Linked DNA regions of Homo sapiens: region 1 is linked to region 2. A link is a loop called in an ENCODE intact Hi-C map of the cell type or tissue named here. Cell type or tissue: HCT116. All regions are shown on one strand. Region 1 overlaps PRLR (prolactin receptor). Region 2 has its middle 180 kb from the start of RAI14-DT.

Evidence for each region. A loop is a pair of places that touch in the nucleus more often than their neighbours do. Peaks named below come from ENCODE experiments on the same cell type or tissue, not always from the same donor. Only the 100,000 strongest peaks of a DNase experiment are listed, where the experiment ranks them.
Region 1: a loop joins it to region 2, with 14 times the contacts of the local background. A loop is called at or near these places in 4 of 110 quality-filtered maps.

The regions. Positions count from the first base shown.
Region 1 is chr5:35,181,005-35,186,004 of GRCh38, reverse strand. The region is part of intron 1 of PRLR (prolactin receptor); the gene reads left to right. Among named protein-coding and RNA genes, the nearest start is that of PRLR, 47 kb to the left of the region's middle. In HCT116, a CTCF peak has its summit at 2,627; a DNase peak (open chromatin) is centred at 2,614; H3K27me3 peaks cover 875 bases.
Region 2 is chr5:34,472,092-34,477,091 of GRCh38, reverse strand. No RefSeq gene overlaps it. Among named protein-coding and RNA genes, the nearest start is that of RAI14-DT, 180 kb to the left of the region's middle. In HCT116, a CTCF peak has its summit at 2,412 (motif pointing left); a DNase peak (open chromatin) is centred at 2,391.

The DNA.
Region 1 (5,000 bases), 710 kb before region 2:
ATAGATGAGCCCAGCAAGGCTCAGTGGGTGTTTTGAGGTCCATGGTCTCTCAGGTCCCGTTCCACCCCGACATTCGACGAATCAGAGAACACTAATATGGTTGGGAACACTTTTATCTTGCTCCCCATAGTCTGAACAGAAAGAGACGCCACAGAATACAATCACGACTCTCTCCCTCCTACGGACTCCCTCCCCACAAGCAATCAATGGGCTGGTCTCAGACAAAGACACCTAGTCAAGGCTGGTGAAACCTGCTCTATTTCCTAGTAGGCCTCCACCTGTAATTCTCAGCAGTTTGTGTGTATAGATAGAATTCCTGCCTTCTACTAATGTGACTGTTCCTGCTCAGAGATCTAGAGTTAATTATTAGCAAATTCACAGTGAACCAGAGCTAGGTCTTGCTGTAAGGCTCCTGTGTTTTTTAGAAGTACGTTGCCATGGGGATTTTTGTCCCCACTGGGTTCCTCCTCAGGACCCCAGACAGATAGATACACAAACCCTGGGCCCATAATTTTAGTTAGAAAAGGCCCAAGCCTAGAACCTCAGGGAACTCATTTGGAAGCTTTTTTTTTTTAGGAAACTTACCTTTCCTATTTGACATCTCAATCAAACAGGTGTTTGGGGAGAATAAAAGCATACTACCTTAGAAGGGACTGGGGTCATCTGGCCAGACTTGTGGAATAAAGAGAATTTCATTCCTTGTATAAAATAACTCTAAATAATGGTAAGCTCTTAGGAGACTTGATCTACTGGCTACATATACCCACTATGAAATTAACACATTCTGGAATTTAGATGGAAGAATATGGAAATTGGTCCTTCTCAGTGTATGGACGAAGCATCAGAAATGAAGAGAAGGGCCAAGCCTAGAGAGCAAAACTAAAGACTCACTGGTCTGTGGGCTTCCTGCCCAAGGAGAGCTGAAAGCTAAAGGATGCTTCACAATGTCCTACAAGTTGTTTTTCTAAAGTCCTTCCAGCGGTTGAAACTGTGTTTATGCAAAACAAAACTTTCCTTTGTTGCTATAATCTAGAGGTGGACTTTGGCTTAAGTCATGCCAAAATATTATCATTCTAAACCAGTAACACCTATATTTGTTGAGCATTTACTATATGTGTGGCACTATGCTAAACTTAACTACCCCTTTTCCTCATGTGTAACAGTCAGGTGACTTCACAGCTGCCTTGTGGATACTTGTGTTATTTGAAAGATTGCATAAACACATGTAAAATGCTTAGAAGTCTACCACCTCATCTTACCTACAGCTTTGGTGAGTCCCTGCTTTGGCCAAGTAGAATCATTCCCTGTGAGGAGGGGAAGAGGATAAGAAACAGGCAGAGTTGACCTTACAGGTAGACACAACAGGCGAGGGTCCATGTGGTGCAATGGATCCCATGCACATGCCTGATTCAGTCATTCTAGTTGAGTAGGATTGTCTGGTTGGTTGTTATTATTTTGTTTTTTGTTTGTTTCTTTCTTTTGTTTTATAAGATGGAGTCTCACTCTGTCGCCTAGGCTGGAGTGCAGTGGCTCAATCTCGGCTCACTGCTGCAACCTCTTCCTCCCGGGATCAAGCAATTCTCCTGCCTCAGCCTACCGAGTAGCTGGGGCTACAGGGGCATGCCACCACACCTGGCTAATGTTTTGTATTTTAGTAGAAATGGGGTTTCACCGTGTTGCCCAGGCTGGTCTCAAACTCCTGAGCTCAGGCAATCCTCCCACCTCAGCCTCCCAGAGTGCTAGGATTACAGACGTGAGCCACCGTGCCTGGCCAGTTTTTATCTTGAAAGCTTAAGGGTCTCCCACTTAAATTCAAATACTCTTCTGAGGATAACCTTTTAATCAGCCAACTATCATGAATCTCAATTATCAGGAATTCCAGTTATTCCAATTATCAGGAATTCTTTATATCATCCCAGGAATCTAAAAGAGCAAGGTCTTATAGGTAAGGGCAAACTTTCTGATGCCTTGGAATTCAGACCCTAAGTAGAGATGGTCATTTGACATCTAGTCTGATCGACTGTAGAGTTACTTCTATACAAATAAATTCAAGTTATCACAGGGTTTCTTTCAGTTGGGGACAATACTTTGAAAACTTTTAGGCTCTGAATGAATAACTTGGCAAAAGAAAATGTTAGGGTCCTTCAAATACCATACTTGTTGTGGTTTTCTCACAGATACACCAGTCTATAACCCTGAGGTTTCAACACTCCACTCAGTTGTGGGCTTTTTATCTAAATCAAAACTATCACATGCCCACATGTGCATCTGCAGCCAACCACAAATGATCTAACAGGACCAGATTTCACTGGAGCTCTGTGACCCTTCTCCCAGTGTGAACTGAAGGGAAAAAAACCTGGAGCCTAAGGGACTCCCTTTTCCGTGTCCTGAAGACCACTGGCTTTGGTTAAGCCAATATGATGGGCTCATTGAGAGAGAGACTCAGGACCTCGGATCATGCCACACTCTCTGGCCCCAGAAGGCATACCACAGGCTGCCAGCTTTGTTGGAGAACCTGAGACTTAAGGCCAGGATATATCAAGAGCCCTGTACCCAGTTCTGTGATGTCTTAATACCTTTGACAAGAGACATTGGCAACTCACTGGGTGTCCATTGGGGGGCGACAAGGAAACAGACTGATGAAACCAGAGAATGTGACAACTAATTACATGTTGTTTCCTGTAGAAGAGAAATTCTCAGAGGAACGTGGTGACTGTCTGTTCTTTAATGGACTGTCATATGAAAGCAGGAGAAGGAGATTCTTCCTTACTCCAAATGACAAAACTAGGAGCAGTGAAATGAGCTTATAAGGTGGCCGGGTTTTTCTAGCAATTGGAGCTCTCTGCAGTGAGTGGACACTTGGCAGGGTAGTGCCTACTCCGCATTTGATGTGTTCACACCACGGCTAGAAGTAGGTGTCGCAACTTCCAGTTGAAGAGGGAATTCTTTTCCTTGGGTGGGAGAGGGGCTAGAGAACGTCTCAGGTTGTTGCTAACTATGAGCATGGTTTTATAATTGTTTAAAAGTGGGTAAACAAGAAGAGTGTGTTTATGGTGTCTGTATTCCACAAACTATTATTTCCCACATTAACTGTTTCATATATGGAAAATCTGAGAAACAGGAATGCTAACAAGGTTGCAGTATAATTTAAAAATACTTCTGAGAGATCATTGTATCCCAAAGGCAGTGCCCAGTGAGGTTAAGAGCGTGGTTTGTGGAATCTGAGCCCACAGGGGTTTAAATCCTGCCTCTGCCCTTCTTAGATTCTGTGAACTTGGACAGATTCCCTCACTTATTTAAGACTTCACTTTTCAGCCCTTGAGATCCCACCTGCTCAATTATCTAAATGAAATCTATCACTGTGGAAACAGCAAAGGCCTCCTGCTGTTGAGCAAAATGTTTTCCAGTCCTTTGTTTCTGTGTGAAATAAAGCAGCTCCATCCCAGTGCTAAATGATCAACTGCATATGACAGAATGAGCTTATTTCATGCTCCCAGTAAATACAAGACCATAGACTACTCTGGATGGTAGTTTAAGTTTAAGATGAAATTGCTTCTTCTGATTGCCTTCTTCTTTATTGCTTCTTTCTCTGTTGTTCCTTCCTTCTCTTGTTTATAACACTAACAGTCAAATCTATCTGTGTGGAAATCTATCTGCTATATAGAACGCTACATCACAATTTACAGAGGGGAAAATATTTTTGTCGGCAGTAACATTTCACTGGAAGAGGCACTATTTGGCCACCTAACTCTGGGATTTAGGCTCAGGTAGAATCAGTGCCTCAGTTTCTTTAGGTCAGCCATTATGAGTTGTTCCTTATTTGACCTAGCACATATATAGATGGTGGTTAAATTTAGCAAAATTCTCTTCACAAAGGTTTCATTTGTCTGGAAGACTCTAAGTACTGATCTGGTCAGAGTACCATCAAAGCCCCTTGTTTGTCATGAGACCGTGGACCAACATGTTAGTCTTTCTCATGTAAAAAAAAAAATCATCAACAAATGCAGTGGGAGTTGGTAGTCATGAGTTTGAGGTAGTACAATATCCTTAAAGTACACACTCAATCATGTGTGATAATTGGCCAACTCTACCTAACAACAGTTGAAGACCTCCAAACAGCTATCAGGACTACTGGAATCATGTCTCCAGAAGAACCTGGAGAAACATTCACATTTGTGTGGACCAAGGAGGAAAGCAACCCAGACGACTTCTACTTAGAAGCACAGGCACATAGAGCCTGTGTTATTGGCACAGGTATTTCTCTCCTAAGAGCCTTTTCTGCTTAAGAAGGCTTGAGGATCTATTCCCATTAATCATAAAAAAGGGATTTGCTGGGCTAAATTATTTTAGCCTCCTCTTTATGCCTTACTTCACAAAGAATTGCAGTTAATCTGTAAATGAGTTCTGATGTTATGAAAATTGGATATGGCAAATTGTGTTATTAAGTCTATTAAGGGATGAAGAAGGACTCTTCTAAAAGAATAACGTAGTCTGAGTGGCAGCTCTCACTTAATAGACATCTACCTAGAAATGTTTCTGAACTTAATGGACACATGATATAATTCAAAATTAATATAAGCACACAGCACCTCTCCCCATAACCTTATTGAAATTAAGGGTTCCAAATCATTCTTCTCTCCCTTTTACTTCACCTGCAACATGTGGCTCACCCTTCTTTAGACTAAGAGCTAAACTCTAATGCCTAGTTAATGTAAAACAATGCCAGGATTATTAAGCATGATTCTGATAAGTTTTAACCCCTAATGAGATTATCCTTGGTTAAATAAATTGAATGGCTAGTGGAATTCCAATGTAAAGTCAGCAGAGGTTAGCTGGTTGCTAGATATTTAACTATACATACCAGGAAGCTATGAGGACAAATTTCCATTTGCACAGAGCCTTGAGAATTGGCCATTTTAGGACTAAATGTGCTGCTCATTACTTTTACTCAAGGACATACTAATGACCAATATATGTTTAAATACCTACTATGTACAACT
Region 2 (5,000 bases):
AAATGTTCTCAGCCTTGATCTAGAAGCAGGTGGAAGGGCACTTGGCACTTGCTGCTTTGTTGTTTCCTTTGGAGAAGGGTAGAAACTCTTAAGACAACGGGATGCATCACCTTTCCCTTCCTATAACATAACCTGTCATTGTGGAACTGGAGAACCCACACCATGATCCTTCTCACAATTAAGGATGCATCTTCCCCTGAAAGCATAAGCTCCTTACGGTCAGGGGGTAAATCTTAGACAGTGATCACAGTGGTCGTTTGTTTGTTCTACCTATGGAAAAGCTCAATGGTTATTCACTAAGATGAACTGAAGCAAGGGTTGTGGAAGGTTCACTTTGCCACCTGTCTGCATAAGCAGGGCCACCGTAGGCAGCGATCCAGGGATCAGTTACTTCCCAACCAATCTGTTCTGTGGGAGTTGACACTCCTCATCCTTATTGAGGTCTATCACAGAGTTGGTATCCAGAGAGAAGGTAACAAAGGAAGGCATTTTCTAGCAAGTAGCAGCTTTTATTATTTTTAAATATTTTTATTATTTTATTATTTCCTATTTGCATAGGAAACGGTGGTATAGAGGCATCCATTATGAGCTGGTCACAGAGGTGTGCCTCCATGGTGTGACAGGGTACTTACTGAAGAATTTTGAGTTTACATTTTATTTCTTTTGTGGAAAATAGCAGCTGGTACTTCTTTGCTTTAGGGAAGGTTTATAGCAGGTTGAAAGCAGGTATTGCTTTCAAACCATCTCCTCTTAACATTTGTTTATGGATGCTTAAATCCATTGAGGAGAATAGAGTTTGATGTCAGAAAAGAAAACTAGCAAAGAGCTGCCTCACCCATTGTCTTTATGTTTCTGAAATTTGTGACACAAAGAACATTCTACAGCCCATCAATAGCTTACGTTATTTTAATGTAAGTTCTTGGTAAGCAACTTAGGAACTGCTTTAAAAACCCACTTCCTTTAAAAACCCACTTGTAACTGCTGTTAATGGGAGCATAGATTCAGGGCAACTTGGGTCTCTGCCCCTTGGTTGCAGTGCTCAAACTTGGCCCAAATAAACTCTCTACTTATGTCAATTCTGCCTCCATTTTTTCCTTTAGATGGACAGAGGTGAATGAAAGAGAGGGCCTTGGAGGGCAGCCTGAAGAGGAAGAGAGGGACGCAAGGCCAGCATAAACAAAAGAGTAGTCCTGGGGTGCTGGGAGGAGAAGACATCTGTGCCTTGGGTCCTAAGAGTGCTCTGAGGATGTGAAAGGACCCAGAAGGACAGCAGAGAGGCCTGTCCTATGTTCCTTGGTCCCCAACCTTGCCAAGGTGCTCAGGTTCCAAACCTGACACTAAAGCAAGACAGCCGTAGGCCAGATGAGGTCATGGGAGCAGGAACAATGAACATTGAATTAACATCATTGTCTGGGGTAAATACCTGAGATTTGTTGTCTCACGGCGGCAGAAAACTAGGAAGGGGATAAAGAGTGAGCTTAGCGGAAGTTTAGTAGGCGAAAGAAAGAGAATAGCTCTCTCTGTTGCGAAGATAGGGGTCCTGAACAGGTTTTTCGGTTCTGTGGTGAAATGCAGAGGGTTTTATAGATGAGCTTGAGGAGACAGTGTGTGATTTACATAGGGTACGAATGATTGGTGGGACTAGTGTCATTTGCATAAGGTGCGAAAAACTGGTTAGGGCTAGGTATGCCATTTGCATAGGGCCCAAAAAGCTTGCTGACCCCACGCTAATCTTTTATTATGCAAATAATTCTCTACCTGGCCAGCGCCATGTTGCCTATTTCTTTACTGTACACGTGGTGACAAAGAAAAGGGAAGATGGAGCCTCCATGTTGAACATACCTGGCTTCCAGGTAGCCCTTTTCTATTGGCATAGCTGCCGGCATTCACCCGTGCAAGCTTCCAGCTTGCTTATCTATGTTCGCAGCTAGATTTTCAGGCTGCTCTTTGTTAGAAAAAAATGCTTTCTTGGGCTGCTTTTTGTTAAAAGGGAAGCCTTGCTGAGGACTTTTTTACCCTCACTATCTGCCTAAATAATTTCTTTCTATCTCCTGTCTCAGCATCTCAGTGGTCCTCATTGAGAACAGGTAACCAGTGCCAGCAGGGGCTCCTAGTTCATTGGTAAAACCCTGAACATTGACACCTTTCATTTCCCTGGGGTTAAATGGAAGAGAGAATTGCCCCAAGAAGGACGGAAGTTTCATTTTCTTTGGCTCCTGAAGTAGTACACAAGCGGATTTATAGAAAACAAAGACCTTTAGTATTTCTTACATCCTAGAATCTGGAGACTTGAGATTCATGCCTATTGCATTATTTCAGAAAAGAGATTTGGTTGTGAACTCTGCTCCAAGACATTGCTTGGTCAAGGAAGCCTAAGTTTTAGCCACCTGGACACGATCTCCATCTAGTGGTCATACTATGTAACAGCACTTGCACACAGCTTTGAGAGGTTTGGTATTCTGTATTTTGCTCTTCTCCGGAGAAATTCAATATAGCAGAAATATAGTACATAATATAATGCAGATATGAGAGATTCTACAGCCTACAAACAGTTCTAAAACGGGCTAGAATTTGGGAGGTGAAGCAACAGGGTAGCATTGTAATTTTATTAAATTTCAGAATAATTTTAGATTTATGTTAAAGTTGTAAAGTGGCCAGGCGCAGTGGCTCACGCCTGTATCCCAGCACTTTGGGAGGCCGAGGCGGGCAGATCACCTGAGGTCAGGAGTTCGAGCCTGGCCAACATGGTGAAACCCCATCTCTACTAAAAATACAATAAATTAACCGGGTGTGGTAGCCCAGGCCTGTAATCCCAGCTACTTGGGAAGCTGAGGCATGAGAATCGCTGGAACCTGGGAGACAGAAGTTGCAGTGAGCCGAGATCATGCCACTCCACTCCAGCCTGGGCAACAGAGTGAGACTCTGTCTCAAAAAAAAATTAATAAATGAATAATAAATAAATAAAGTTATAAAGTGATACAGAGTTCCCATACACACCTCACCCAGGTTCCTCTAGGTTAAAATCTCACATTACCATGATACGTTTGTCAAAACTAAGAGACTAGCATTTCCACATTATTGTCAAAATCCAGACTGTATTTTAATATCACTAGTTTTTCAACTAATGTCCTTTTTCTGTTCCAGGATCCCACTCAGGACAGCACATCTCATTCTGTCCTCATGTTCCCTCAGTTTCCTCTAGTCTGTGAGAGATTTCATGACAGCAGTTTTGAGGAGTAATAGCCAGGTATTTAGCCAGTTTTGAGGAGTAATAGCCAGAATGTCCCTCAATTGTAGATGTGTGGTGTTATTTCTGAGGCCTCCGTTTTGTTCCATTGGTCTACATCTCTGTTTTGGTACCAGTACCAGTTGCTGTTTTGGCTACTGTAGCCTTGTAGTATAGTTTGAAGTCAGGTAGCATGATGCCTCCAGCTTTGTTCTTTTTGCTTAGGATTGTCTTGGCTATACAGGCTCTTTTTTGGTTCCATATGAAGTTTAAAGCAGTTTTATCTAGTTCTGTGAAGAAAGTCAATAGTAGCTTGATGGGAATAGCATTGAATCTATAAATTACTTTGGGCAGTATGGCCATTTTCATTATATTGAGTCTTCCTATCTATGAACATGGAATTCTTTTTCCATTTGTTTGTATTCTCTCTTATTTTCTTGAGCAGTGGTTTGTAGTTCTCCTTGAAGAGGTCCTTCACATCCCTTGTAAGTTGTATTCCTAGGTATTTTATTCTCTTTGAAGCAATTGTGAATGGGAGTTCACTCATGATTTGACTCTCTGTTTGTCTGTTATTGGTGTATAGGAATGCTTGTGATTTTTGCTCATTGATTTTGTATCCTGAGACTTTGCTGAAGTTGTTCATCAGCTTAAGTTTTTAGGCTGAGAAGATGGGGTTTTCTAAATATACAATCATGTCATCTGCAAACGGAGACAATTTGACTTCCTCTCTTCCTATTTGATACGCTTTATTTCTTTCTGTTGACTGATTGCTCTGGCCAGAACTTCCAACACTATGTTGAAAAGGGGTGGTGAGAGAGGGCATCCTTGTCTTGTGCTGGTTTTCAAAGGGAATGCTTCCAGCTTTTGCCCATTCAGTATGATATAGGCTGTGGGTTTGTCATAAATAGCTGTTATTATTTTAAGATGCGTTCCATCAGTGCCTAATTTATTGAGAGTTTTTAGCATGAAGGGGTGTTGAATTTTGTCAAAGGCTTTTTCTGCATCTATTAAGATAATCATGTGTTTTTTGTCATTGGTTCTGTTTATGTGATGGATAATGTTTATTGATTTTCATATGTTGAGCCAGCCTTGCATCCCAGGGATGAAGTCGACTTGATCATGGTGGATAAGCTTTTTGATGTTCTGCTGGATTCGGTTTGCCAGTATTTTATTGAGGATTTTTGCATCGTGTTCATCAGGGATATTGGCCTGAAATTTTCTTTTTTTGTTGTGTCTCTGCCAGGTTTTGATGCTGGCCTCATAAAATGAGTTAGGGAGGATTCCCTCTTTTTCTATTGTTTGGAATAGTTTCAGAAGGAAAGCTACCAGCTCTTATTTGTATCTCTGGTGGAATTCGGCTGTGAATCCGTCTGGGCCTAGGCTTTTTTTGGTTGGCGGGCTATTAATTACTACCTCAATTTGGTGTTGGTCTACTCAGGGGTTAGACTTCTTCCTGGTTTAGTCTTGGGAGAGTATATGTGTCCAGGAATTTATCCATTTCTTCTAGATTTTCTAGTTGTTTTTTTTTTTTTTTGTGTGTGTGTGTGTGTGTGTGTGTGTGTGTGTAGAGGTGTTTATAGTATTCTCTGATGGTAGTTTGTATTTCTGTGGGATCAGTGGTGATATTCCCTTCATCATTTTTTATGGTGTCTATTTGATTCTTCTCTTTTTTCTTCTTTACTATTCTGCCTAGTGGTCTATCTACTTTGTTAATCTTTTCAAAGAACCAGCTCCTGGATTTGTTGATTTTTTGAAGGTTTTTTTTGTCTCTATC